Regions from separate parts of the Homo sapiens genome. Here region 2 is linked to region 1. The links are chromatin loops, found by intact Hi-C in ENCODE. Cell type or tissue: GM12878. All regions are shown on one strand. Links, peaks and the distances in the headings refer to the core of each region. The heading gives the core; the rest is flanking DNA.

The links. A loop is a pair of places that touch in the nucleus more often than their neighbours do. Peaks named below come from ENCODE experiments on the same cell type or tissue, not always from the same donor. Only the 100,000 strongest peaks of a DNase experiment are listed, where the experiment ranks them.
Region 2: a loop joins it to region 1, with 6 times the contacts of the local background. A loop is called at or near these places in 14 of 110 quality-filtered maps.

What each region holds. Positions count from the first base shown.
Region 1 is chr20:63,778,681-63,794,186 of GRCh38, reverse strand. ZBTB46 (zinc finger and BTB domain containing 46) reads left to right here. Exons shown (of 5, transcript NM_001369741.1): 2 at 3,397-4,366. The coding sequence starts at 3,430. Among named protein-coding and RNA genes, the nearest start is that of ZBTB46-AS1, 22 kb to the left of the region's middle. RefSeq lists an enhancer at 11,788-11,847. In GM12878, for the core only: a CTCF peak has its summit at 7,743; a DNase peak (open chromatin) is centred at 7,716.
Region 2 is chr20:63,698,174-63,711,083 of GRCh38, reverse strand. It overlaps TNFRSF6B (TNF receptor superfamily member 6b), which reads right to left. Exons shown (of 3, transcript NM_003823.4): 3 at 12,400-12,804. The coding sequence ends at 12,521. ARFRP1 (ARF related protein 1) reads left to right here and starts at 3,108. Exons shown (of 8, transcript NM_001267547.3): 1 at 3,108-3,217; 2 at 3,987-4,085; 3 at 4,346-4,433; 4 at 4,645-4,727; 5 at 8,867-8,948; 6 at 9,184-9,254; 7 at 10,382-10,482; 8 at 10,554-12,437. The coding sequence starts at 3,993. The coding sequence ends at 10,641. RTEL1-TNFRSF6B (RTEL1-TNFRSF6B readthrough (NMD candidate)) reads right to left here. Exons shown (of 38, transcript NR_037882.1): 38 at 12,386-12,804. It overlaps ZGPAT (zinc finger CCCH-type and G-patch domain containing), which reads right to left and starts at 3,045. Exons shown (of 7, transcript NM_181485.3): 1 at 2,966-3,045; 2 at 1,920-2,531. The coding sequence starts at 2,503. RefSeq lists silencers at 2,773-2,932, 2,973-3,032, 3,453-3,692, 3,783-3,832 and enhancers at 11,443-11,522, 10,663-11,544, 11,593-11,642, 11,713-11,892, 12,133-12,182 and 2 more. In GM12878, for the core only: no CTCF peak of the experiment used is centred there; DNase peaks (open chromatin) are centred at 11,793 and 12,022; H3K27ac peaks cover 1,359 bases.

The sequences.
Region 1 (15,506 bases), core at 6,795-9,294:
ACGGAGTCTTGCTCTGTCACCCAGGCTGGATGGAGTGCAGTGGCTCGATCTCAGCTCACTGCAAGCTCCGCCTCCCGGGTTCACGCTATTCTCCTGCCTCAGCCTCCTGAGTAGCTGGGACTACAGGCACTCGCCATCACGCCCAGCAAATTTTTTGTATTTTTAGTAGAGACGGGGTTTCACCGTGTTAGCCAGGATGGTCTCGATCTCCTGACCTCATGATCCACCCGCCTCGGCCTCCCAAAGTGCTGGGATTACAGGCGTGAGCCACCGCGCCTGGCCTGACAGATAACTTTTTTCCCAAATGAAAATTTTATTTATTTATTTTTTTAACTATAAAATCTCTGAGTATATAACTGATTTTAAGCTGCCCTGATTGGATTGAAATACATTATTAAATGTATTTCAGAACTTTTGATTTAAGTTGAACTTATGTGGAGATGTGAACCGTTGTGAGGTAGCCGCTGCTTCTATAAAATCTTACGTGGAGGTGTGGACCGTTGTGAGGTAGCCGCTGCTTCTATAAAATCTCTGGCATTTTTTTTGTTGTTGTTTTCATAGTTCTCCTTAATTCTTACAGGCTCTGTTTTCCTGATGAATAAAGAGACGTTTTATTCACGTAGGAAATTAAATATGATCGGTCAGCTTCCTAGCCTGGATACAGGGTGCCTGGAGCTTTTGACGGTTCCCATCACGTGGCCCGGAGCCAGGTGTCACTTGTGGACCCCCCAGCTTCGGGATTGAATGGTTGTTTTCCTGGGTTTGAAGTGTGTTTTGGTCACTTCCCCGATGCCTAGTTAATCTGGGTGAAGCTGTGCCTGGTGGGACACCTGCCCTGCCCTCCTGGGGCTCTGAGATGCTCTCCGGTCAAGAACCACTGGGCGGCCTCAGCACATGACCCCCTCCCCACAGCCTGCTCCGAATGTCATCTCTTCCTTTTCGGCAGCTCCTTGTTCTGCTCGCACCCACACGCGTTTGCCTCCAGCCCTCAAGCCCGGGGCCAGTGTGGGGCGGGATGGGGCCTTTGTTCTCTGCCGCCGTTGAGGCAGCACCTGGAGTCAGGCGGGGGCCTGGTCTTGGCATCTTGGGGGCTTGAGGCCCTTCCTGTAATGGTCAGCGGTCACCGCCGTCACAGCCCTCGTGCCCGGCGGGCAGGAAGTGAAGGGGAGGCTGGGCCCGGTCTTCTGCAGCGCGTCTCCCGGCAGGCAACACCGGCTGTGGGGGCCTGGGAACCCCACACCATCCAAGGAGGGGATGGCCCAGGACCCTGAAGGCAGAGACAGGCACAAAAGCTTCTCTCTCCTTTCTACCTCATCTTCCCGGCCTGTGAAATGTGAGACAGAATAATTACTTTTCTCAGGACATTTTAGGCTGGGCGTGGTGGCTCACGCCTGTAATCCCAGCACTTTGAGAGGCCGAGGCGGGTGGATCATCTGAGGTCAGGAGTTTGAAACCAGCCTGGCCAAAATGGTGAAACCCCATCTCTCCTAAAAATACAAAAATGTCAGCCAGGCGTGGTGGCGGGTGTCTGTAGTCCCAGCTACTCGGGAGGCTGAGGCAGGAGAATGGCATGAACCTGGGAGCGGAGCTTGCAGTGAGCGGAGATCAAACCACTGCACTCCAGCCTGGGGGACAGAGCGAGACTCCGTCTCAAAAAAAAAAAAAGAAGAAAATATTCTGTCATGACTAAGTGAAGGTGTGTATGTCGTAACCAGTCGGAGCCCAGGAGTGTGTGATACAAAACTGCTGAGCCCCCGACCCCGTCCCCCATGAGGGCTGCATGTGGGGGCTCCTTGCCGGAAGGACATGTAATACTCCCACGCTCGCTTAGTTTTCTCCTATTAAACACATTTAGCATTTCAGGTGAGTCCTACTTGACTTATCAGCTGGAGAATGGGGTTTGTAACGGGAGAGACCCAACCACTGTTTCTTTCCCAGGCAGGGCTGTGGGGTGAACGTGTCCCCTTACGATTTGTCTGTGGAAGTTCTAGCCCCCTAGGACCCCAGAATGTGACCTTATTGGAAACAGGGTCACTGTGGATATGATTAATTAAGATGAGGCCGTGGGGGTGGGCCCCTACTCCCGGACGACTGGTGTCCTTGTGAAAGGGTGACATTTGGACACAGACGTGCACACCGGGAGAAGCCGTGTTGAGACAGAGGCAGAGCTCGTGCGATGCCTCCACACAGAACGCCGGCTGGGGGAGGGGCTGGAACAGGCACCAGCTCGGCCGACATCCTGATTCTGGACTTGAGAATACGTTTCTGTTGTTTGAGCCTCCCAGGCTTGATAGGGCGGCCCCAGCAGACGAGAACAGGCGGAGGACTCACATCCCTGAGTCTAAGGAGAGACAGGAGAGACTCCGGGACGGGGTGTACCCAATTCAGAAATGATTCTGTGTGTCCTGTGACTCTGTGAGGCAGGGCTGTCTTCTGATGAGGGGGACCCAGAGACCAGTCGTGTCTCAGACGTCCAGGGCGCTGGCAGCCGCAGGGCCTGAGCTCCCTCCTGCCCTGTCCCAGTGCTGGGCAGGGACCCAGGCCTAAGCCAGGAAGCCTCCCTCCTCCAGAAGACTTCAGCTCGTTTGAGCTCAGAGTTTTGGAAATTTTCAGGACTAAGGCTATGAATGCTTTAATTCCTTATTCTGTGGTTTTTTGTGTAAGAAGTTTTTTTTTTTTTTTTTTTTTTTTGAGATGGAGTCTCGCCCTGTCGCCCAGGCTGGAGTGCACTGGCGCGATCTCGGCTCACTGCAGGCTCCGCCTCCCGGGTTCACGCCATTCTCCTGCCTCAGCCTCCTGAATAGCTGGGACTACAGGCTCCCGCCACCATGCCCAGCTGCTTTTTTTGTATTTTTAGTAGAGACAGGGTTTCACCATGTTGGCCAGGATGGTCTCGATCTCCTGACCTTGTGCTCCACCCTCCTCGGCCTCCCAGATTGCTGGGATTACAGGCATGAGCCACCGCGCCCAGCCTGGAAGTTTTATTCTTTTTCCTTAAGAATGTTTCTTCAAGCGTGAGGGATGGCCACAGTGTAGGTCATTTAACCGAGTTCTCAGTTTGGGTAAGAGTTGCTCAGCCACGGCTGGGTGTTCTCATCGTTCCTGGGATATGCCAGTTGCCGTATGTGGGATTCTGTTCAGAACCCCATTAGCCTCGAGCACGGAAACACGTGGCAGACGTCCCACCCTGGACGCACTGGTGCCCTCCGGTGTTTGCTGCCCTGCTTCAGGCGGAGACACAGGCCTCCCGCTGCACACCTGTGGATGGGCTCTCGCGTGGGTCGTCCTCCCACTGGCCGCACTCTGTGCCCCATGGCCCTCCTGCGCCCCGCCCGGCGTCCTCTCACGGCCTCTGTCTGTGCTGAGCTTGGGTAACTCTTGTTCTTACCTCCACAGAGTCTGTAGAAGAGGCGACACCAGGGCTTCCAAATGAACAACCGAAAGGAAGATATGGAAATCACGTCCCACTACCGGCACCTGCTGCGGGAGCTCAACGAGCAGAGGCAGCACGGCGTCCTGTGCGACGTCTGCGTGGTCGTGGAGGGCAAGGTCTTCAAGGCGCACAAGAACGTCCTGCTGGGCAGCAGCCGCTACTTCAAGACGCTCTACTGCCAGGTGCAGAAGACGTCGGAGCAGGCCACGGTCACGCACCTGGACATCGTCACGGCCCAGGGCTTCAAGGCCATCATCGACTTCATGTACTCAGCGCACCTGGCGCTCACCAGCAGGAACGTCATCGAGGTGATGTCAGCCGCCAGCTTCCTGCAGATGACGGACATCGTGCAAGCCTGCCACGACTTCATCAAGGCGGCGCTGGACATCAGCATCAAGTCGGACGCCTCAGATGAGCTTGCGGAGTTCGAGATCGGCGCCTCGTCCAGCAGCAGCACGGAAGCTCTCATCTCGGCCGTGATGGCTGGGAGGAGCATCTCCCCGTGGCTGGCACGGCGAACGAGTCCTGCCAATTCTTCCGGAGACTCGGCCATCGCCAGCTGTCACGACGGAGGGAGCAGCTACGGGAAAGAGGATCAGGAGCCCAAGGCCGATGGCCCTGATGATGTTTCTTCACAGCCTCTATGGCCTGGAGACGTGGGCTACGGGCCTCTGCGCATCAAGGAAGAGCAGGTTTCACCGTCTCAGTACGGAGGGAGCGAGCTGCCTTCTGCCAAGGACGGTGCAGTACAGAACTCTTTCTCAGAGCAGAGTGCTGGTGATGCCTGGCAGCCCACGGGCCGAAGGAAGAATCGGAAAAACAAAGAGACCGTCCGGCACATCACACAGCAGGTGGAAGATGACAGCCGGGCCAGCTCCCCGGTGCCGTCCTTCCTGCCGACGTCGGGGTGGCCGTTCAGCAGCCGAGACTCAAGTAAGCCTTTCACTCGTTACGGGGGCTCAGCTGCCCCAGTGTGTCCAGGCCTCACGGCCGCGTGCTGTGCGGAGGCAGTGACGCATGTCCAGGCTCACACTGGTGGCTTTCTAGGGTCACTTCCTCTTACAGGAGGTTGTCGTGACCGCTGGGAATGCAGCCAATGCATCTCAAAGGGCAGGGCATCACCAGGGCCCTTGGAGACCCTGTGTATCTGTCCCCATCAGCACGGCACTGGTGTCACCCACACACGGGGGCTGCCTGGGCTGGGCCCCTCTGAAGCCACAGGGACGTGAGCCGGGGGGTGGGTGACACCGGGAGGGGACCCCTCAGCCCTGGTGAGGGCGTGGCCTGCAGGGTCGGCTTCCCCTGGCCTGTGGGACCCTCCCATGAGCCCTGACTGGGGTAACTCGACTGGCCGCTTGCCAGGGTGGCCTTCAGCTCCAGGCTTTTCATCCTGGACTTCTGCCTTTGGTCACTGTTGCTATAGTGAATGTTGAATGGAAACACCATGTGAATGTACTTTGTCCTTGGTGGCTCAGCTTGCCTTGACCTGGGGACCTGAGAGGTTACAGCCAAGAAGCAGCCTTTCCCGGCAAGTGGATTTTGTGTCTGCTGACACCTGTGGGTTCTGCTGTTGAAGCCAACAGGCGATGTTTGTTTCCTCTCTTTTCTCTTTTTCTTTTTTTTTTTGAGACAGTCTCAGCCAGGTGTGGTGGCTCACGCCTGTAATCCCAGCACTTTGAGAGGCTGAGGTGGGTGGATCACCTGAGGTCGGGAGTTCAAGACCAGCCTGACCAACATGGAGAACCCCGTCTCTACTAAAAATACAGAAAAGTAGCCTGTAATCCCAGCTACTTGGGAGGCTGAGGCAGGAGAATCGCTTGAACCTGGGAGGCGGAGGTTGTGGTGAGCCGAGATCGCGCCATTGCACTCCAACCTGGGCAACAAGAGCGAAACTCCATCTCAAAAAAAAAAAAAAAAGAGACAGTCTCACCGTGTTGCCCAGGCTGGAGTGCAGTGACGTGATCTCGGCTCACTGCAACCTCTGTCTCCCGGATTCAAGTGATTCTCCTGCCACAGCCTCCGATTAGCTGGGGATTACAGGCACGTGCCACCACGCCCAGATAATTTGTGTATTTTCAGTAGAGACAGGGTTTCACCATGTTGGCCAGGATGGTCTCGAACTCCTGACTTCAGGTGATCCACCCACCTCAGCCTCCCAAAGTGCTGGGATTCCAGGTGTGAGCCACCGCGCCTGGCTGATGTTTTTTCTTACACCTCATGATACAGGGTCTCCCCTTGGGTCCTGCCTATTACTCACTGCAAAGGGGCTCTGAGCTTAGCTCTGTTGAAGCTGGACGTCACCACCTGAATGGTTGTCCCTTATGTGTCTTCCATATTTGTAAATAATAAATTAAATGTTTGCTGAATACTGGCCACCATTCATGGTGCTGGGCATGTGATATTAATAATAATTGTGGGGATTTGGCCTCTGCTCTTTTCCCCAGGCTGTGGCCCAAGTCAAGGAAGGATATTTGGAGTTGGGTGTGGTGTTGCCTGTGCCTGTACTTCAGCTACTTGGGAGGCTGAGGCGGGAGGATGGCTTGAGCCCAAGATGTCCAGGCTGCAGTGAGCCGTGATTGCACTGCTGCCCTCCAGCCTGGACGACAGAGCCAGACCCTGTCTCTTAATTAAAGGAAAGAAGAAATGGAGGTGTCCTAGCAGGTGCTGCCCGTGGGGAGGTTCCTCCAGGATGAAGCCTGGAAATGAACGTGGGAGGGCGTGAGTGGACAGAGGAGGACGAAAGACAGCAAGCCGCAGGGTGGGAGGCCCTGAAAAATGTCGCAGATGCCGTGTGTGGGTGGCGCAGTGGGAGACGCTGCCTGCCCCCCTGGCTGGAGGGCTTCCTGGGCAGGGCGGGTGTGGCCTCTTCTCCTGACCCTGGTCCCTCCTCTCCGTCGCTGAGAGATCTGCGAGAGCCGGGAGTGAACACAGCTCGATAATACGTTAACTTTTATCATTGTGGTAGAACATACATAATGTAAACCTTACCATTTTAACCATTTTCAAATGTACATTTCACTGGCATTAAAGTCACGCGTTGCTTGATGACAGGGATAGGTTCCAAGAAACGCATCGCTAGGCGATTCTGTTGCTCTGGGAGCGTCATGGAGCGCCCGTCACAAAACTAGAAAGTGCAGCCGGTTATAGGCCCAGCACAAACCTGCCAGTGTTAGTTACGGTGCTGAGCACTGCAGGCAGCTGTGGCACCATGGGAAGTGTTTGTGTGTCTAAACATAGAAAGGGTGCTGTAAAAATAGGGTATACAAGATAACGGCATGCCTGGGTAGGGCCCCTGCCATGCACAGAGCTTGCTGCACTGCAGGTTGCCCTGGGTGAGCGAGTGCTGAGGGAACATGAAGGCTGAGGACAGAACTGTGCACTGCTGCAGACTTTATAAACACTTGGCGTGGCCTACACTAAACTGATTTTTTAAAGTTGTGCTAGGATGTGGCGATGGCTAGGATGGCGATGGCTAGGATGGCGATGGCTATTCCTGTCACGCCACCAGGTGACAGGAATTTCCCGGCTGCGTTCTAATCTACGGGACCACAGTGGTTATCTGTGGTCCATCCCTGACCAAAATGCCCTTCTGTGGCGCATGAAGTTCTGCGATCACAACTTTTCCATCATCCCAAAGGGAAACTGTATCCGTCATACAGTACCTTCCTCTTGCCTCTACCCCACCTGCGGGTAAATGCTGTTCTACTTTGACACAATGTAGATTTTATTCATTCTCATCTGTTGTTGCTGTGCGTCCTGCACTGAGCTACGGCCAGACCCTGGATGTTCAGTAAAAGTTGGTGACCACGTGCAGTCGCTCAGGCCCAAAATCCCTTTTGGAGGCAATTTGGGAGGCCGAGGCATGAGGATCCCTTGAGGCCAGGAGTTTGGGACTATCCTGGGCAAAGTAGTGAAATCCCATTTCTAATACAAAAGTTATCCGAGGCCGGGCGGGGTGGCTCACGCCTGTAATTCCAGCACTTTGGGAGGCCAAGGCGGGCGGATCACAAGGTCAGGAGATCGAGACCATCGTGGCCAACATGGTGAAACCCCGTCTCTACTAAATATACAAAAGTTAGCTGGGCGTGGTGGTGCGCGCCTGTAGTCCCAGCTGCTCAGGAAGCTGAGGCAGGAGAATCTCTTGAACCAGGGAGGCGGAGGTTGCGGTGAGCTGAGATCGCGCCACTGCACTCCAGCCTGGAGACAGGGTTGAGACCCTGTCTCAAAACAAAACAAAACAAATCAAAAAACCTCAAAACAAACAAAAAACAGCAGTTGGTTTAACTCAGCCTCGGGCTGAGTTGTGCTCCATCGTGAGGCTGTCCTGGGTACTGCAGGATGTTAGCAGCAGCCGTGGCCTCCACCCACAGATGCCAGGAGCACCTGCCTTTGGATCCCCCGTTGGTACAACCAAAAATGTCTCCAGACATTAGCAGTTGGGAAAATCGTTTCTCTATGTGCTGCTGTGCGTGTGGAGAGTGTACAGGCAGCAGGTCAGGGCCAGTGGCCTTTCCATCTGCTTGTAACTGTTTATAATCTTCCACTAGCTCCAACTAAAATCTGAGAAGCAGTGGTCCCTGGCAAGAGACACGGCTTTGGGGGGTTTATTCTGATGTTTACAGATGCGCTGCAGGGTCCGTTGTCAGCACAGCGAGGCCCCTCCCAGTGGTCCCAGGCCACCTCCCTGTGCGTGCACGTAACTCGCTGGCAGGTGCCCGTGCTGGAGGCCTTTGTATTATGAGAGTCGATGCAGGCACTGAGAAATAGTGCACTCCTTAAGCCTGTGGGCTGAATGCTTTAAATGCAGTTGTCGAGCAGAAGGTGTTTTTAGAATCCAACAAGTGATTTTGGCTGTGTACTTTTGTTAGAGTCTTAAATCCCTTGGGTTTCCAAGGCAACTGTGAAACTCTTCCATTAGATTATTCCGAGTTGCTAAGATGAGGACACAAGGCTGTGAGCTGTGTGAGGATGGAGGATGGTTCTGCCCACGCTGTGGCGGCCAGTGACTCCCTGAGCTGCGTCCTCCGTCTGAGCCCTCAGGCTGGGATTTGGAAGCTTGGGGTTTGGAAGTAGATCATGATCCCATGGAGGTCAGTTTGTTTCCATTAAAGATTTATTCTATCTTAGAGAAGAGGATTTTTAATTTTCATCCCATTTATAGAAGCAAAGGCCCTTTTTTAAATTTTTTTTATTTTTGAGACAGAGCGTCACTGTCACCCAGGCTGGAGTGCGGTGGTGTGATCTCGACTCACTGCAGCCTCCGCTTCCTGGGTTCAAGTGATTCTCCTGCCTCAGCCTCCGAGTAGCTGGGATTACAGGCTCCCGTGACCACGCCCGGCTAATTTCTGTATTTTTAGTAGAGACGGGGTTTCACCATATTGGCCAGGCTTGTCTCGAACTCCTGACCTCAAGCGGTCCGCCCGCCTCAGCCTCCCAAAGTGCTGGGATTACAGGCGTGAGCCAGTGTGCCGGGCCACAAAGTCCCTTTTCCTTCTTTCTTTTTCTTTTCTTTTCTTTTTTTTTTTTTTTGAGTCTCGCTCTGTTGCCGGGCTGGAGTGCAGTGGTGCAATCTCAGCTCACCGCAACCTCCACCTCCCAGGTTCACATCATTCTCCTGCCTCAGCCTCCCGAGTAGCTGGGACTACAGGTGCCCACCACCACGCCCGGCTAATTTTTGTATTTTTAGTAGAGACGGGGTTTCACCATGTTGGCCAGGACGGTCTCGATCTCTTGACCTCGTGATCCGCCTGCCTCGGCCTCCCAAAGTGCTGGGATGACAGGCGTGAGCCACCACGCCCGGCCACAAAGTCTCTTTTCTAAGGACACATGTCAAGTGGTCACCGTGGATCATTCGACGCCGATGCCCCAACCCCTCTGTGCATCATCCCGGCCCCTGGTGACCCTGAGGCCTGTTTGCTTTTAAGAGTGATTTTCTAGGCAGGGAGGCCAAATTCATTCTAACTGAGCAGCTTCCAAGAAACAGTATCCCTTGAAATTTATTTCTGAGTTACAGCAGTTCACTTCTATGAGAGCTTGTGGGAAATAGCATTAAAATGTTCAGATTCATGTTTGCAGCTATGGGGCAGGCAGGCAGGCCCGTGCCTCCCCAGGCCCTGGCGTCTCCTTCTCATCTGCGGAGGGAGCACAGTAAGGACCTGAGAGGTGACTGGTGAGGCCTTGACAAAGTGGATGTGTAGCTACTGCATGAGAAGATGGTAAAGAAACAGCCCAGGTGCCCCAACTAAATGGCCCCACACATGCCTAAGCGGTGCTGCTACAGGAGGATCTGTGTGTTCTGTGAAGTGTGTACTTGAACCCTGGTGAGGTGGGAGCTTGACATGTTGGGATTTTTAAGCGTACATCAGAACTGCGGGAGCTCCAGATGGGGGACAATGGCCTCTCGGGTGCCTAGCACTGCCTGCAAGCCTCCTGTCTGCTCCGGGAGGGGAGTGAGGGTCCCAGCTCTCAGGGTAGGGTGGTCTTCGAGCTGCTTCTTGGACCAGGCCGGCCTGCCTCCGGCGGGTCTCAGGGTTTCTCTCCCTTGTGCTGACAGCAGCTCCTCACCGCCCCCAGAGCTCTTTGCTGGGGATAAAGCAGGAACTGGTGAGCGGAGGGGGCCGTGGCTGTGTCCCCTTCTGGTGTTCCCTCTTTCTCTCCACGAAGGTTGGGGAGGAGGACCCCCACCACGGTCTCAGCCGTCCTGATCACACGAGGGCAGGGAGTTACCTCTGAGGTTACGTCCCTGCAGGGACTCCTGTCCTGAGTGTGCGTGGCATCTCGGCCCTCCTGGTGCCCGACGGAATGTGAGGTTCCCCCACCTGGCCTCCTGAACAATGTTTCGCCTCCTGAACACCTTTCACAGCCTGTTTCAGCAGCACGGCAGATCTGATTGTTCTGTTGAAGAAAATTTCCTGCACTTGGGATGGTCTTTTTATTTTTTGGGTGGAAGGGTTTCAACCAAAAGATGACATCATGTGCTTTGGTCAGTAGTGGGGTGGGAAGGGCGTCCGGCTCCGCACCCCGATCCCACAGCTGCTCGGGAGATGCTTGGCTTGGCCTCTTTTAATCCACTCCCCTGTTCAGTCCTGTCCTGGGAAGCTTGAGAACTCAGCTGCGCCTTCTCTAGATGTTTTTGCTTTCAGGTATGAACAGAATTACCTGCAATCAGCTTTGATCACATTACAGTCTGTTGGGGAGCAGCTGGTGACGGGGACAGAGACAATAACACCCTTCACAGGAACGTGCTGTTTTTTGTTTTTGTTTTATTTTTAAAAAAATTCTGCACTCGGCACTGGACAGAGTATTTTTTGTTTTTGTTTTTGTTTTGAGACGGAGTCTCGCTCGGTCGCCAGGCTGGAGTGCAATGGCGCGATCTCGGCTCACTGCAATCTCTGCCTCTCGGGTTCAAGTGATTCTCCTGCCTCAGCCTCCCGAGTAGCTGGGACTACAGGCACGTGCCACCACGCCCAGCTGATATTTTGTATTTTTAGTAGAGACGGGGTTTTGCCATGTTGGCCAGGCTGGTCTCAATCTCTTGAACTTGTGATCCACCCACCTCAGCCTCCCAAAGTGCTGGGATTACAGGCATGAACCACCACGCCCAGCTGTGTTTTTTGTTTTTTTTAAGACAAGGTCTCACTCTCTTGCCCAGGCTGGAGTGCAGTGGTACAATCTCGGCTCACGGCAGCCTCAACCTCCTGGGCTCAGGTGATCCTCCCACCTCAGCCTCCTGAGTAGCTGGGACTATGGGCGTGCGCCACCACGCCTGGCTAATTTTTAAAAATGTTTTTTATAGAGATGTAGATCTCACTATGACGGGAGACGGGATCTCACTATGTTGCCCAGGCCAGTCTCAAACTCCTGGGCTTAGCGATCCTCCCGCCTGGGCCTCCCATGGTGCTGGGATCACAGGTGTGAGCCACTGCCTGGCCAACTGAACTTTTAACGCAGCCACTCGGCAGGGTGTCCTTGCATCTCTGGCTTTGCTCCTTGTCCTGGTGTGGGAGGGACTCACGGCCGCAGCCAGCAGCAACACTGCTCCTCACCTGTGGGTGTGGGGCGTGGGTCGTGGGGCATGGGGCGTGGCTGCAGCCTGTTCTGTGGTTGTCTGGATGTGGGCGTTTGGGTGTCAGGCTCAGGGCTGTGAGGCTCTCCTGCAGGTGTCTTTTGTGGCTTTTGTGCTTTTGGCAAGCACCTGGCTCCTGATGGCTGCTGTAATAAATGACCAGACTTATTGTCAGAGCAATGCACGTTTTGTCTCACGGTTCTCTGAAGTCTGAAGCAGCCGGCAGGGCTGCATCCCCTGGAGCTCCAGGGGAGTCCATGTGCCTCTTCTGGCTTCTGGAAGCCATAGCATCCTTGGCTCGTGGCCCGACATCATTCCTGCCCCTTCCCATCCTCGCTTCTGTCACCCTCCTGCCTCCTTCTCTGCTGACGGGGCCCTGGTGGGTCCGTTTAGGGCCCACGTGGCTCATCCAGGACTCATCGTGAGATCCTGAACCGAATCAGGTCTGCGGAGTCGTTCTGCCACAAGGTGGCAAAACCACGGCTCGGGGGTTGCAGCCTGGGCGTCTCTGCAGGAGTCATTGGCTCACCACTGGGGGTTTGCATACAGTAGCCGGGGATTTTGGTGAAAATCGCCACGCCTCTTTTCTTTTTTTTTTTTTTGAGACGGAGTCTTGCTCTTTCACCCAGGCCTGAGTGCAGTGGCGCCATCTCGGCTCACTGCAAGCTCCGCCTCCCCGGTTCATGCCATTCTCCTGCCTCAGCCTCCTGAGTAGCTGAGACTACAGGCACCCACCACCACGCCTGGCTAATTTTTTTTGTATTTTTAGTAGAGACGAGGTTTCACCGTGTTAGTCAGGATGGTCTCGATCTCCTGACCTTGTGATCTGCCCACCTCAGCCTCCTAAAGTGCTGGGATTACAGGCGTGAGCCACCGCGCCCGGCCTCTATTTTTTTTTTGACAGAGTCTCGCTCTGTTGTCCAGGCTGGAGTGCAATGGCACGATCTTGGCTCACTACAACCTCTGCCTCCTAGGTTCAAGCAATTCTCCTGCCTCAGCCTCCCGAGTACCTGGGATTACAATCACCCAGCACCACCCCTGGCTGATTTTTTGTATTTTTAGTAGAGACGGGGTTTGGCCGTGTTGGCCAGGCTGGTCTCGAACTCCTGACCTCAGGTGATCCGCCTGCCTCGGCCTCCTACAGTGCTGGCATGACAGACGTGAGACGCCACACCTGGCTTCTCTATGGTCTTTGATTTGCATTTCTTTGATGGCGGATGATGCCATTCATATATCTTTTTTGGTAAAGTGTCTGTCCAGGTCTTTTTGCCGTGTTTCGATTGGGCTGTCTACGTGGTGACCGTGAGGCTCTGGCCGAGTGAGTGTCGTGGCTCAGCTGGCGGTGATGAGCATCGGGCACCTGCTCCACATCTGGGTCTCTTCCTTGGGGAAGTGTCTGTTCAGATCTTCTGCCCATCTTTTATTACTGAGTGGTGAGAGTTCCTAGGTGTTCTCGTTCCAAGTCCTTCATCAAGTATGTGCTTTGAAAATATTTTCTCTTGGCCTTTGGCTCCTTTTTTCTTTCTTTTTTTTTTTTTTTTTTTTTTTGAGGCAGAGTCTTGCTCTGCCACCCAGGCTGGAGTGCAGTGGCACCATCTTGGCTCACTGCAAACTCTGCCTCCTGGGTTCACGCCATTCTCTTGCCTCAGCCTCCTGAATAGCTGGGATTACAGGCACCCGCCACCGCGCCCAGCTAATTTTTGTATTTTTTTTTTTTTTTTTAGTAGAGATGGGGTTTCACCATGTTGGTCAGGCTGGTCTTGAACTCCTGACCTCATGATCCACCCGCCTTGGCCTCCCAAAATGTTGGGATTACAGGCGTGAGCCACTGTGCATGGCCTCCTTTTTTCATTTAACAGTGTCTCTTCAGGAGGATCCTTTTTTTTTGAGACGGAGTATCATTCTGTCGCCCAGGCTGGAGTGCAGTGGTGCAATCTCGGCTCACTGCAAGCTCTGCCTCCTGGGTTCACACCATTCTCCTGCCTCAGCCTCCCGAGTAGCTGGGACTACAGGCGCCCGCCACCACGCCCGGCTCATTTTTTGTATTTTTAGTAGAGACGGGGTTTCACCATGTTAGCCAGGATGGTCTTGAACTCCTGACCTCGTGATCCGCCCGCCTCAGCCTCCGAGAGTGCTGGGATTACAGGCATGAGCCACCGTGCCCAGCCAACAAAGACTTTCTCCTATGGTTTTTCTTGAGTTTTTATCAATTTAAGTATAACGCATAGCTCCATGATTCAAGTTGGTTTTTTTGTATGTGGCGTGAGATCAGCTTGAGGTTCACTTTTTACATAGGATTATAAGGTTGTTCCAGTGCTGCTTGCTAAGAAACCTGTCTTTTATCCATTGAGTTACCTTGCTAACTACTATATACATAAAATTAATGAGAATTTCTTTTATCTGTCTTTTTTTTTTTTGAGATGGAGTTTCACTCTTGTTGCCCAGGCTGGAGTGCAATGGTGTGATCTCGGCTCACCGCAACCTCTGTCTCCCTGGTTCAAGCGATTTTCCTGCCTCAGCTTGCCGAGTAGCTGAGATTACAAGCACGCACCGCCATGCCTAGCTAATGTTTTGTATTTTAGTAGAGACGGGGTTTCACCGGGCTGGCCAGGCTAGTCTCAAACTCCTGACTTCATGATCCACCCATCTCGGCCTCCCAAAATGCTGGGATTACAGGCATGAGACACTGTGCCTGGCGGAAACCCAAATTTTAGCATTTCACACAAGGGAGAGTTCTTTCAGCTTATCCTGATTTCTTTTATGTGTTTTTCACCTTGATTTGTTACAATAATTTAGATTTAAAATTTGGCTTTAAAATTGGGTGATTTTGGCCAGGCATGGTGGCTCATGCTTGTAATCCCAGCACTTTGGGAGTCTGAGGTGGGCAGATCACCTGAGGTTGGGAGTTTGAGACCAGCCTGACCAATGTGGTGAAACCCCGTCTCTACTAAAAATACAAAAATTAGCGGCCGGGCGCGGTGGCTCACAGGCCTGTAATCCCAGCACTCTCGGAGGCTGAGGGGGGCGAATCACGAGGTCAAGAGATCGAGACCATCTTGGCTAACACGGTGAAACCCCGTCTCTACTAAAAATACAAAAAATTAGCCAGGTGTGGTGGCAGGCGCCCTGTAGTCCCAGCTACTCAGGAGGCTGAGGCAGGAGAATGGCGTGAACCTGGGAGGCGGAGCTTGCAGTGAGCCAAGATCATGCCACTGCACTCCAGCCTGGGTGACAGAGCAAGACTCCGTCTCAAAAAAAAAAAAAAAAAAAAAAAAAAAAAAATTAGCCGGCGTGGTGGCACGCACCTGTAATCCCAGCTACTCAGGAGGCTGAGGCAGGAGAATCACTTGAAGCCGGGAGGCGGAGGTTGCGGTGAGCTGAGATCATGCCATTGCACTCCAGCCTGGGCAACAAGAGCGAAACTCCGTCTCAAAATAAATAAATAAATTAATTAATTAATTAAATAAAATAAAATTGGGTGATTTTTTTTGAAGCCTGTTATGAGCTGAATGTGCACCCCCACACTCATGTGTTGAAACCCCAGCCCCCGTGTGGCTGCGTCTGGGGAGGGCCTTGAAGGAAGTGATAAAGTGAAGTCACAGGCGGGGCCCTGATCCCTGAACACGCTCGTGAGCACACAGCACCCACCACCCACTCTGCTCCCAGACTCTGAGGAGGGGCCCCCAGGGCTCACCTGCCGCCATCTGCAGGTCAGGAGGGGCCTCACCAGACAGCAGATCTGCTGGCACCTTGACCTTGGACTTCCCAGTCTCCAGAGCGTGAGGAAACTAATTTTCGTTGTTAAGCCGCCCTGCCTGTGGTATTTTGTCATGGCATCCCAAGCTAAGACAAAGCCTTAACATAAGTTTGGATATAACCTGTATATTTAGTTCCTAGAAATGCACAATTAATATGATGTGTCATCGAGGGATTTGTAAAAAAATATAAAAAGGAGTATAGTTTGGAAAAAGAGTAGAGTTTGGAAACATATCCCTTAGAGGCCTCCAG
Region 2 (12,910 bases), core at 10,411-12,910, 87 kb after region 1:
CACTCCAGCCTGGGTGACAGAGCAGCAAGACGCTGTTTCAAAAAAAAAAAAAAAAGGAAGACATTCAAAGAACTAGAACTAGAACTAGGGATGGTTACACGGTCAGCCTGAACTATTGGCTAAAAAAGAAAATTACCTACTAGAAGGCTTGGTAAATATTTCTTCTAAGAGAAAAGTAAAAAGGAGGAAAAATAAAGCTATGCGCTTAGGGAAATAGAGACATTACAGTAATAATTGTTCATATTTGAATATGGAAGAGGTATTACCATTAAATGTGTTACCTATTATGACACAGAAGTTACTCTTTTTTGTCCTCACATCGGACTTGGACTTCCAAAAAGTTACTTTTTAAGTAATTTCCTAATCAGTTAGATTAGAGATGCAACTATGAAGTATTCATAATTGGAAAAAACCAGTAACTTCTGGAATTTGCTTTAAAATGGCCCAGGAAAGAAAAAAATAGGGCAGGGAGAACAGACAAAATGAGACTGGGAAAATATTAATAAATGACGACATTGGATGATGGACCGTGGGCGGTGATTATGCTAAACTCTCTAATTTGGGGTATGTTTGAAAATCTCCATGAAAGTAAAATTTAAAAGTTGAACTCTAGAGAATAAAACTAACAACAGGGCCAGGCGCAGTGGCTCACGCCTGTGATCCCAGCACTTTGGGAGGCCAAGGTGGGTGGATCACGAGGTCAGGAGTTCAAGACCAGCCTGGCCAAGATGGTGAATCTCCGACTCTACTAAAAATACAAAAAATTAGCCCAGTGTGGTGGCGGGCGCCTGTAATGCCAGCTACTCTGGACGCTGAGGTAGAGAATTACTTCAACCCGGGAGACAGAGGTTGCGGTAAGCTGAGATTGCGCCACTACACTCCAGCCTGGGTGAGGAGAGTGAAACTCTGTCTCCAAAAAAAAAAGGCCAGGCGCGGTGGCTCACGCTTGTCATCCCAGCACTTTGGGAGGCCAAGGTGGGCGGATCACGAGGTCAGGAGATTGAGACCATCCTGGCTAACATGGTGAAACCCCGTCTCTACTAAAAATACAGAAAATTAGCCAGACATGGTGGCGGGCGCCTGTAGTCCCAGCTACTCGGGAGGCTGAGGCAGGAGAATGGCGTGAACCCGGGAGGCGGAGCTTGCAGTGAGCCGAGATCACGCCACTGCACTCCAGCCTGGGCAACAGAACAAGACTCCATCTCAAAAAAAAGATAAAAAATTATAGTAATATAAAAATTAGCTGGGTGTAGTAGCGTGAGTCTGTAGCCCAGCTCCTAGGGGGGCTGAGGCAGGAGGATCGGTTGAGCCCAGGAGGTCCAGGCTGCAGTGAGCCAGGACTATGCCACTGCACTCCAGCCTGGTTGACAAAGTAAGACCCTGTCTCAAAAAAAATTAAAACAACCACCAAAAAAAAACTGACGATAGGCTGGAGACCTACTCTCTTCCACATAAGCCTTGCACTGCTGCTCGGGCTGCAGTACAGTGGCTGCATCTCCACTCACTGCAAACTCGGCCTCCTGGGTTCAACCAATTCTCCTGCCTCAGCCTCCTGAGTAGCCAGGACCACAGGTGCGCGCCACCACGACCGGTTCATTTTTGTGTTTTTAAGGAGATGGGGTTTCACCATGTTGACCAGCGTGGTCTTGAACTCCTGACCTCAGGTGATCTGCCCGCCTCGGCTTCCTAAAGTGCTGGGATTACAGGCGTGAGCCACCGCGCCTGGCCTCCTTCCATGCTTCTTGATTCACCCCAGAAGGAAGACGTAGACGCCTGAACACAGACACAGCTGTCAAAGCACGCCTGCCCCAGGAAGCTGAGACAAAACTGCAAAGCAAAGGGAGGGCCGATCCTGACCCGACCCTGTGTGCGTGCCCCTTACGCCCCTAAGGTTGGCATCTGACAACAAAGGGCTTTACCTGCAGTTCTCCTTAAAGCGGCACTTTCCCTCCAGGAAGAACGGGCACGGCTTCAGAGACTTGTGAGTGGGGTACAGGTAAAGCACACGGACACCCGCCGAGCCATCCTCCGCCTCTTCCGTTCCCACCACCATGGCGTTGTGATACTCCAGAGTGCCCCAGGAGCTGTAGTAGGGCGCGCTCACCTTTGTCCCACTCAGCTCTTCCTCGTCCTCTCCCTCTTCCTCCTCCTGCCCACCTGCCGCAGATTCTGGCCCCGCCTCTGCTTTAGGAACGGTCTCTGATCCGGACCCACGGGCCGCTGCTGGTGCCTCCACCGCCTCAGTGATGGCCTCCCGGAAAGCCTGGTACTCAGCATCTTCCTGGCGGCCCGGGCGCTCTTCGTCCAGCGCGGCCAACAAGCTGCTCTTCCTGACAGACACCAGGCTGGCCTCGGTGAGCTCGATGAGCTCCTTCAGGTCCCCCTGCAGCTGGCGCAGGTCAGCCTGCTCAGACGAATCCAGGCCGGCGCCCAAGGCCAGCTCCACCTGCTGCAGCTGCGCACGGTAGGTCTGCAAGGCCGACTCCAGGCTCTCCTCGTCCATGCTGAGAGAGGGAGGCGCTGGACCAGGGCTGCAAGAAGAGAAGCCAGCTGAGCCCCGCGTCTCGGGACCGACCCCACAGCCTGAGGGCGGGCACGGGCACGGGCACGTCCCCTTTCCCTCGGGGAGACACCGGCTCAGAGGCACAGCTCCCAGCGCAGAGGTCGCAGCCCGGGTACCCCCGCTCAGGCTCCGCGCTTCCCTTCCGAGCCGCCGTGGGCTCGCCGCTAGCCGGGTCCCGCGTCACTCCGGAGCCCCTTCCCCGCGGGGCGCCCCGCCGCCTCACCCTCCGCCGAGCCCACCCGCCGCGCCCGCCGCCTTCCAGGCCGGCCGCGCCCCCCCGCCCGGCGTCTCTTCTGTCTGGCCAGGGCCGCGTCCCCGCAAACCGCGGCCACCTGGTCCCCGGCCGGGCACCTCCTCCGCGCGGTTTCCCAGCCGCAGCCACAGAGAGCCCGCCGGCCTCACCGGCTAGAGCGGCCCGGCGCCCCCTTTTCGCCCCAGCAGCCGATCGGCACTTCCTCCCGAGCGCCGCCGCTTCCGGAAGTGCTTGGCGCGCGGGGGCAGCCGGGAAGCGGAGCGCGGAGGCCGCTGGGACGCGGTTCAGCTCATTCCCTGAGGCCGGCCCGCGTCCCGTCAGGCGCCGCGCGGGGTTAGCGCGGGGTCAGCGGAGGTCAGCGGGGGTCAGCAGCAGCGGCTCCGAGGGCGCGGCGGACGCAGGTAGGCCGCAGGCTGTGCGGTGAGGCGCGAGGCCCGAGGGGCGGCCCAGGACTCGAGGTGGGACGCGGGTGTGACAGGAGCCAGCTTTGGCTGCTTGTCGGGGAGCCTCAGACCTGGCGGCGGCGGCTTGGGGCGGACGTAGCCGGGGGCCGCGACCCAGGTTCTTCCTTCGCAGTCGTTCCCTGCCAGCCGCGCGCCGCCTCCAGGTGCACTCCAGGAGCAGCCGCGCCGCTGCTCACCCGCCCTGTAGTCCGCTCCCCCCAGGGCCGTCCCCGTTTTAAGAAATGGGGTGATGGGGCGTCCCTACCCGGCGCCTGCAGGGGCTCCTGGGGAGCGCGCCGGTGGCTCGCTGCTCCCGGGTGGGGCGCGGGGCTGGCGCTCGAGGGTGCCGTGGCCCAGGCGGGGCTGCAGCGAGTGTGTTCCCCGTTCCGCGCGCGTGAAGCGTGGGAGCGAAGCCTCGGGGGAGGGCGGGAGCGCGGCTGAGCTCACTGTGAACACCCGGCTGGGTAGTCCCGCGAGCAGGGGAGGGGCCGGAACCGATGTGTATGCGGAGAGGTCGCAGTCATTGCTGTGAGCAGGACACAGTGGCGGCTGACCTGGGAGAAGTTACAGAGGGACGGGGTGGGAGAGGGACGAGGAGTCGGGAATGGCCCCCAGGCTCTCGTCCTGAGCGGTCGGCTGGACGTGGGGCGCCACTGACCACCGTGGAGAAGCCCGGGGGAGGGGAGGTGCTTTCTGGCTGCACACTGACCTATGTTGGGGTGCCCAGGGCAGGATGTACACGCTGCTGTCGGGCTTGTACAAGTACATGTTTCAGAAGGACGAGTACTGCATCCTGATCCTGGGCCTGGACAATGCTGGGAAGACGGTGAGTGCCCACGCCCTTGCGCGCACCTTTCCCACGGCCTGGCGGCGCCCCCTTCGGTTTTGTGCTGTCAGCTGCACGTTCACTACCCAGACGGAAGCCAAATTTCACCTGAGACGGCAGGATAGTCACCACCAGCCTCCTGAAGAGCAGAGTGTTGCTCTGTTTCTGTTTCTGTCTTTTAAAGAACAGACCTGAGTAAGGATATTTGGAAGCCAGTATAGCCCCTCCTTGATGTGTTTCGCCTCTGCCTCTCTCCTCAGACCTTCCTGGAGCAGTCGAAAACCCGATTTAACAAGAACTACAAGGGGATGAGTCTATCCAAAATCACCACCACCGTGGGCCTAAACAGTAAGGGTCTCAATAGCAGGCTGTGGGTTTGGGGCCTTGAGGATGCCGTGATATTCACAGTCCAGCTGGCCCGTGGCCACAGCCCTGTCGGGCCCCTCTCAAGTCTCATTTGAGTGGCACCAGCATGGTTTGCCCCATCCCCTGGGAGAGCTGGGACTGGGTGTGTCGAGGACCAAGGTCATGAGCCTTGCCTGTTTCCTCCTCTCCCCAGTCGGCACTGTGGATGTGGGAAAGGCTCGGCTCATGTTCTGGGACTTAGGAGGGCAGGAAGAGCTGCAGTCTTTGTGGGACAAGGTAAGACTCCCTGGCCAGGACCACCCCCACCCCAGCCCTCCAGTGCCACTTCTTTCCAGAGTGCCCTTTGGGCCCTTCCTCAGCAGTTTTCCTTACCCACTCTGTCCCTCGGGTTTTCTCTCTGGTCCTGTCCCAGGTTCCCGAGTGGCTCCCTGTTTTGTCCCAGCTGAACCCTTAGCTGAAGTTGCCCCAAAAGTGGTGGTAGGGGAGTTTCCCACTTGGGAGTTCCCTGCGATGGGGCCAGTGGAGAATTCCAGGGAAAGAATCACTAAATGCCAAGGCGATCAGATCAGAGCATGTATTAGGGGAACCTGTTGACAGAGTGCGGCATCCTCAGGTGACCAGTGAGAGAAGGGCGTGTTCACTGGTCATGCCTGAAGCCGGGGGGGATCTGGGTTCAGGGCTGGGGCTAGTTTCTTTCAATGTTTTGAAACCTGAACATTATGTTAACAACCTAAACATCTTACAAGTGTCTGGGAATGTTCAAACCCTGGCTTGGGTTTGAGCCTAAGGGCAACCTCGCTGGCCAAGTCAGAGAGGTCAGGGCAGTCTGTTTCTTTCTCAGTCAGGACAAGACAAAGTGTGGGGACCTGGGGACCCTGCACTCCTCCAAAGTGAGTGCCTCCTTTCGGCTCAGAGACCTTGCTGCTGACCACCACAGGACACAGAAATGGCAAAGACCAGATGTGGGGACGGCAGGATGGCTGCCTCTCCCCTGATGAGGTTCCTTCAGTTCTAGCTTAACATTTGTTCTTCCATGATCACCAGAAGACTCCTCAGGGTCTCACAGCGGCAGTCTCCTATTTTGACACAGGTTTTGGGCATTTCTGAGATCCCAGTGTGGTGCCCCTTCCCCACACCCCCAAGGCTGCAGTTTATCTCCTTCTCAGCCTGGGCCAGGCACTGAGTCCAGCACTGAGCAGGGCAGAGCCTGTGGCTTCCTCGGGCTCCCTGCCCTAGGCTGGCACAGTGGGTGTGGGGTGTCCCCAGTGCCTTGGCTGCCCTGATGCCATCTCTAGAGCTGAGTGCCCAGGTCCTGATCTCTTTTTTGATCCTAGTTCCCCTTTCCTAGGCGCCCCCAAAGTGTCCCCTCCTGCTGTGACTTCTAGCCAAGAAGACATTTCTCCCATGGCCAAGTGATCTCTGATAGATCCTGTAGGACCACTGAAGTCAGACAGGACAAGTTGAGTCAGGGCCTGTGTGTCCAGTGCGCAGCATGCTTGGGGAGTGACACAGATGATGATGATCTTGTCACAGGCCGGTGTCTCAGGCACAGATGCTGAGACAGGTCGAGGTACAGGATGCACACTGGGGGTCGGCACCAGGAAGGCAGGGAGGACGGGAGAGGAGAGGTCGACTCAGGCAGCAGGATCCACAGAGCTGTGGTTGGCCCAGCAGGGAGCCCTGGAGGAGAACTGGCTATGCTGTGCCATGTGGGGCCAGGCTGGCCGGGACTTCACACCATGGCCTGGTGGGTCCCCAGTGTGGGCTGCCCTGGGCAGGTGTGACCTGGCAGTGTGGCTCTTTGCAGCCAAAGTGGGTCCCACAGAAACCAAAATGAGACCATCTGCTGGTGCAGTGTTCTCCAACATGAAGCAAGAATACAGTGGGGCCAGAGATGCCTGCACTGGCCACAGCTGCAGCCCTATGTGGACCCACACTTCCACGTTGGAGAGGGGTTCCTCCAAGGTCCTGAGGGCCTCTCTTAAGGCGAAACTGGAAGAGGGAGACTTAAGGGGGCCACTGTAGCCCATCCTTGCTGCTGGTCTTGGGGCTGCACAGCCCTTCCTTGAGTGCCCTCCCAATTCACTACCACTTCTGCTGGGGTGCGACTTCCTGGCAGTCTGAGCCCTTCTCCAGACACCACCGTGGTGGGGCCAGTGGCTCCCTGGGTCCCCAGCTGTGGGACAGCTGTGGGATGGCAGCCCCATCTCCTGCCCACCAGGGTCTCCTAGACATGAGGTGCAAGTCATGCCCATGAGGCAGCTGTGGCTCGTCATTCAGCGTGTCTGCTGAGTATGTGCTGCTCTAGTGGCCGGGACCCCTGACCCTGCTGAGCTCAGAGCTGGGAGGATCAGCTGCAGGGACCCCCCTAGGTCACTGGGAGGGACCGGAAGGGAGGCCCCTGCTCCCACCCTGGTTTCCTGTATCCTGCATCCTTGTGCAGAGCCAGCACCACAGAAAGGGGCGTCATTGCGAATTGGCCTCGTCCTGGGGCTGGACCCTGGGTTGGTGTCCACATGTGTGGCATGTGCCAGGACCTCAGCTCCTGGGTTCTTTGCTGTAACACTAGTCTCTCAGGCTGGCTGGCACTTTGCAGTTGGGGAGCTCCCATTGCTGCTGGGGAGAAAAACTCAGACCCACAGTCCCTCTGACTGCTCCACTGGGGTCAGCTGGCCAGCCAGGAGCCACGCTTGGACACCTCCCTCTTCCCCCTCCTTGTGGGGCACCCCACAATGACCACTGCTGTGACGCCTCCACTGGGGCGTGGGGCTCTGGGTCCTGCCCGCACTCAGCCCTGAGGTGTCGCTCCCGTCCACTGCGGCCCTGCTGGGCTGTGCACCTTGTGCCTGGTAGGTGTGATGGGTGGCTCTGGCCACGTGGTCCCATGGTCCAGGACCCGGTTGCACATGAACCTTCTGCCACCCTGCTCAGAAGCCCCAGGAGCCACGTGGAGATTCTCTCACTGGGCTTGCTGCAGCCTCCACAGAGCCGCCCCTCCTGCCACAGAGGTCTCCACCTTAGGGTCCGCCTGCTCCCTTGTGTCAGCAGCAGACAGCCGGCACACTGCAGGGTCCCTTGAGGGGTTGGCGGCCTCTGTGTGGGACCTGTCTGTAGGCCAGAGAAGTTCCTGGGGGTGGGGGGGCCTCGCTACCTGCAGAACCCTGGAGGGCGCCTGGCCTTGGGCCTCCTCTCCACTGTGGGAAGTTCCTGGGGGTGGGGGGGCCTGGCCTTGGGCCTCCTCCTTTCCACTGTGGGAAGTGCAGGTGCACAGGCTTCTCTCCTCTGTGGGAAGTGCAGGTGCACAAGCTTGTCTGGCACTGGGATGGGGTTGTCTGGTACTCCCTGCTCAGACACCCTAAGGATTTCGGAGAGTTGGGCTGTGCCTCCTGGCTTCTCATGCTCTCGGGTGTGTGTGTCTTAACACACTGACCACCAGCTTGTCCTACCTGGTCAGCATCCAGTTCTAGGTCTCTGGGCACTCATGCCTGGACAGGAGAGCTGGCACAGCCTGGAGGCAAAGTGGCAAATGTGAGCTGTTGTCTGCTCCACGTGGACGCGGAGTTTGCTGTGTTTTTTTCTGATTGAGATAGAGGTGCACTCATCTGGTCCAGGGCTCAGCACTTGTACCTGAGGCTGCAGGGGCTGTGCCCTGTCTTGCCCAGGAGTGTTGCCAGCGAGCCCAGGACTGACCAGCCCAGGCTGCAGAGGTCTGAGCTCAGTGACTCTGGCCCTGTCCTGGCAGGGAAGGCTCGCTTCGTAGATGGCGCTGGTCAGTCTTATCCGCATGGCCACACTCCCTCCCTGTGCGAGGTGCTGGCACAGAGCCCCACAGGTGCACTCCCTCAACGGGCCAGGCTGTGGTCTAGGTTCCTCCAGCCCCCAAACCCTATCTTTTTTTTGAGACAGGGTCTCTCATTCTCACCCAGGCTGGAGTGCAGTGGTGTGATCAGAGCTCACTACAGCCTCAACCTCCCAGGCTCAAGCCATCCTCCCACCTCAGCCTCCCGAGTAGCTAGGACTGCAGGCGCACATTACCATAAGCTTTTGTACAGACGGAGTCTCACTGTGTTGCCCAGGTTGGCCGTGAAGTGGGCTCAGGTGATCCTCCTGCTTCTGCCTCCCAAAGTGTTGGGATAATAAGTGTGAGCCACCACGCCTGGCCCAATCCCTGTCTTTCACCTTTGGCCACCATCAGGCCAAAGGTTGCCGGCAGGTTCTCAGGAGCAGCGTCTGGGGACACCTCCACCAGATCTCCCCGCAACCCCAGAATGCATCCCAGAAGGGTCTTGCAGTTGGGGGCTGCCCTCTTGCCCCTTCCTCATGTGAGCCCCTCACTGTGGCCATGACACAGGCCTGGCTCTGCTGGCCCTTGGCAGGGTGGGGACTGAGCCCCAACTCCTGGTGCTTCCTCCCAGTATTATGCGGAGTGTCACGGCGTCATCTACGTCATTGACTCCACCGACGAGGAGAGGCTGGCTGAGTCCAAGCAGGCGTTTGGTGAGTGCGGCCTGGCTGCTCTGGGAGGGATGGATGGTGAGTGGGGGCAGGTCCAGCTTGGGCAGCTCTGTGCCTGGGGCAGGCTCAGTGTCTGGTCAGAAGTGCTCCTGCCTAGTGGGTGACGGGGGGGGGGGGGGCAGAGGGAGTGGCTGTCACAGTGTCCACGCCTGTGGGCCCCTGGGCAGTCAGAGGCAGGATGCTGGGTGTGAGGCGCTGCCTCTCCTGCCCTCCCCAGAGAAGGTGGTGACCAGCGAGGCGCTGTGCGGTGTCCCCGTCTTGGTGCTGGCCAACAAGCAGGATGTGGAGGTGAGCCCCACCCCTGCCTCCCGCAGCAGCTTCCCGAGTCCCCAGCCTCCCCCACAGCAAGGGGAGCAGGTGTGCACCCAGACACCCCAGGCCCAGTGACTGCCCAGGGGGTACAGAGCCATTCTCAAGGCCTGCCCTGCCCCCAGCAGCTTCCCAAGCCTGGTTCCTCTCCAGACCTGCTGCTGCCAGCCCTGGAGGTTCTCCCACCTCAGGGCAGGCGCCCAGAGGCCTCTTCCTGCTATGCAGGGCACCTCTCCCCAGGAGGGCGGCCGTGTCTCAGGAGTGTGTGGCCAAGCTGTGGGGACACCCAGGTGAAACTCAGAGCTCAAAGAAGTGATGCTGGGGCCCTGGTGGGAGTCAGCTCTGACCCTTACCTGTTCCTGCTACCCTTGGAGGTGGCATCTGTGCCAGCCCCACCCCCAGGGCAGCCCCTCAAGACCCCTCTGAGGTGCCACTGCCCCCGGGAGCACTGGCCACGCTGAGTTCTAGCTGTTCTCTTGGAGTGGCTTTGCACAGAAGCAGCCCGGCGTCCAGAGGGCCAGGTGAATCTTCACTTCCTGCCTTCTCTGGGGTGGCTCTGTTGCCCCCAGCCTGTAAGGCTGGCCTCCCCTACAATCTCAGCCGACAAGAGGGACATCTGGTACGGGGCAGGGGTCTCCCCTCGGAGGAAAAGGGGAGGGGAGGGCTGCTTTTTGAAGACTGGGCAGGTGGTTGTGAGCAGAAGCCACCATGACTGCAGACTGCCTCCATCACTGATGCAGGGCTCCCACCTCTCCATCATCCCCGGCTGTGTGGGCCCCTGGGACCTGCCTCCGCCACTGCCCAGGAGGCCTCAGTCCTCAGCGCCCCACCTCGGGGCTCAGGGTGTCCCCCAGGGAGGGGATGGGGGGTGGACTCCTTGGAGCCGTGTGGACGTCTAGTTTGTCTCAGGCACTACCAGCCATGTTCAGCCTCGGGCTGAGCACAGGGTCCTCACTGCTGTGGTCTCTGTGGGAGACACTGGGACCCTGGTGGAGCTCTGGCTGTTTCCCTGGGGTGAAGGGCATACGCCCTTCTGAGAGTCCCGGGCCCACAGGCAGGACAGGGCCAGACGTGGGGGCTGCTCCTCACGGCCTTACCTCCCCCAGACGTGCCTCTCAATCCCTGACATCAAGACGGCCTTCAGCGACTGCACCAGCAAGATCGGCAGGCGAGATTGCCTGACCCAGGCCTGCTCGGCCCTCACAGGGTGAGTGGGGGCTGCACCTGCGGGGGCTTTGGGGACCGAGACCCCCCGCCTCACACCCGCTGTCTTCACAGCAAAGGGGTGCGCGAGGGCATCGAGTGGATGGTGAAGTGTGTCGTGCGGAATGTGCACCGGCCGCCGCGGCAGAGGGACATCACGTAGGCGCAGCCGCGCTGCCGTCGGGACGGCTGGTCCCCTGGTGCTGGAGGAGTGGCCTCCTGTTGGCTCCCATGCTGCTGATCTGGGGGGTGGGTTTGCTTTGCTTTGGGGTTCTTCTATTTACTTTGTTTTCTCGAAGACAAACTTTCCTCTATGTCTGGAAAAGCGTAGGCATCCGGAGGCTTTGGAGGGGAGTCTGGCAGCCCGGCTGGCCCAGGCCCTGCAGCGGCAGCCTTTCCACAGGGCGCAGCGGCGGCCTTTCGAGGCCCTTTCTGGGGGGTCTGAGGGAGACCTGGTTGGGAATTGGGGCTCCAGTGCTCAGGCTGGCTTGGGCTGCATGAGGACAGCCCTGTGGGACCCTCGGGAGACCCCGTGGCTGTCTCCGCCCCATCGAGGAGGAGGCCCGTCAGCCATGGCTGCCATCTGGCTTCTGCCCTGTGACCCCGTGACCCCGTGACCCCGGAAGTGGTCTGGGGCTGATCTTGCCTTGAGGAAGACCCAGGCCATGTTCCCAAAGGCCAGCGGGGGCCCTGGATTGTGATGCAGCCTCGGGACAGGGCTGAGGCCTGCGGGGGAAGACCTATACCCCACGCCTGGGCCTGGCTTCACCTCACCCTAATCCCCCGGGAGGGAGCTGACTGATGCAAAAAGCTGAGGGGGCCTGCTGGGAGTGGCTGTTTTTATGCCCCAGCCCCGCAAGTTGGGGAGTGTTTGTGGGGGTCCAGAGCCCTCCCCCAGCCAGGAGAGAACCTCCCGGAGGGGTTCTCTGTGGGGCCCTGTGTCCCCTGCTCGGGAGTAAGGCTGGTCCTGGGGTCCTCCCTGCACGGACCCCACTGGGCCTGCCGAGTGCTGTGTTCTTCCTCAGTCTGGCTGTGGGCAGGAGCGGCCTGCCCAGTGTCACCCAGGGTGAGTGCAAAATAAAGACGGCGAGTGTGGCTCTGTCCATCCCTTCCCTCCTGGAGGGTGGAGGCTCCTGGCTGTTGGACACGGTGATGGTGTTACTGGGCTGCTCAGGGGCTGGTGGGCAGGTGAGGGGCTCCCCAGGTGGGCCTGGAGAGTCCAGGCACTCCCTTCCTGCGGATGTGGGAAGGACATGGGGTCCTGGGAGGAGCTGCTGGGAAGGGGCATGAGTCAGGGTGGGGGTGGCGCAGCAGCTGCGGGGCTGTGACTCACAGGAGTCGGGCCCTGGAAGTCCCCGCGTCCTCTCCAGGGGACCCTGTGTGTGTTCTGCAGGTTGGTTCCCAGGACCTGGGGGGGACCTCCAGCCCCGGGAACCTGGCCGTGCTGGGGAGGCGAGTGGCTGGTGCAGCCCCCCGGTTGCTCTGGGTGCATCGGGAGGCTTCAGAGCCTGCCCCAGAGAGGGAGAAGCTTCACTTCCCGGAAAGCATGGGAGGCCTGGAGGAGGTCTTTGGCAGGTCCCCTCTCGGGAAATCCCCTGTGAGTTGGGAGTGGGAGGAATTCATAAGTGGGGGGTTAGTGTGGGCCCCGGCGACTAGGGCTGGCCTGAGCCCCATCCTGTTCTTCCAGCAATGATACCCTCCCAGGCCCTGACCCTCGCTGAGCTTCAGGGGCCCCTGCCACGTGCCACAGCCACTGGGGGCAGAGGTGGCACTCCCCACTGATCCTCCCAGGGAGGGTCTGTCTGAGGTAGGGGAAGCCCCGGGCAGCAGTTCTGATGGCAGGCAGCCTGAGGGATCTGGGCACAGCGGGCGGCTCAGGTGTCCCCGGCTGCCCTCCCAGTAGCTGTGCAACTACAACCAGTTTTATGAAAAAGCTTTATAAAAATAAGCTTTAAGAAACCTCATTTCTTCTATTTAAAAAAAAGCCTCTTTCAGTGCAAGTGGGGTGCCAAGGATGTAGAATAAATAAGAGGGGGCCAGGATCAGTGCACAGGGAGGAAGCGCTCACGGACGCTCCGCTCCAGCCCGGGCATCCTGGCCACGCGCAGCGCCTGCAGCAGCCGCACCAGCAGCGCCCCGTCCTGCGCCCCCAGGAGCTCCGTGAGCCGCCGACGCAGCTTCAGCTGCAAGGCCGCGCGGCCCGCCCTTGGTGTCGGACCCCAGCCCTCCGGGGCCTCGAGGGCCTGCAGCAGCCGCTGCAGCCTCTTGATGGAGATGTCCTGGAAAGCCACAAAGTCGATGACGGCACGCTCACACTCCTCAGCTCCTGCAGTGGGGTGGGGAGGCAGCGGTCCGATCATTTCACCCACACACACTGGCGGGGGCTGCCAGGTACCCTGCTTTCTGGGCCCCACTCGGGGGGTTTGCAGGAG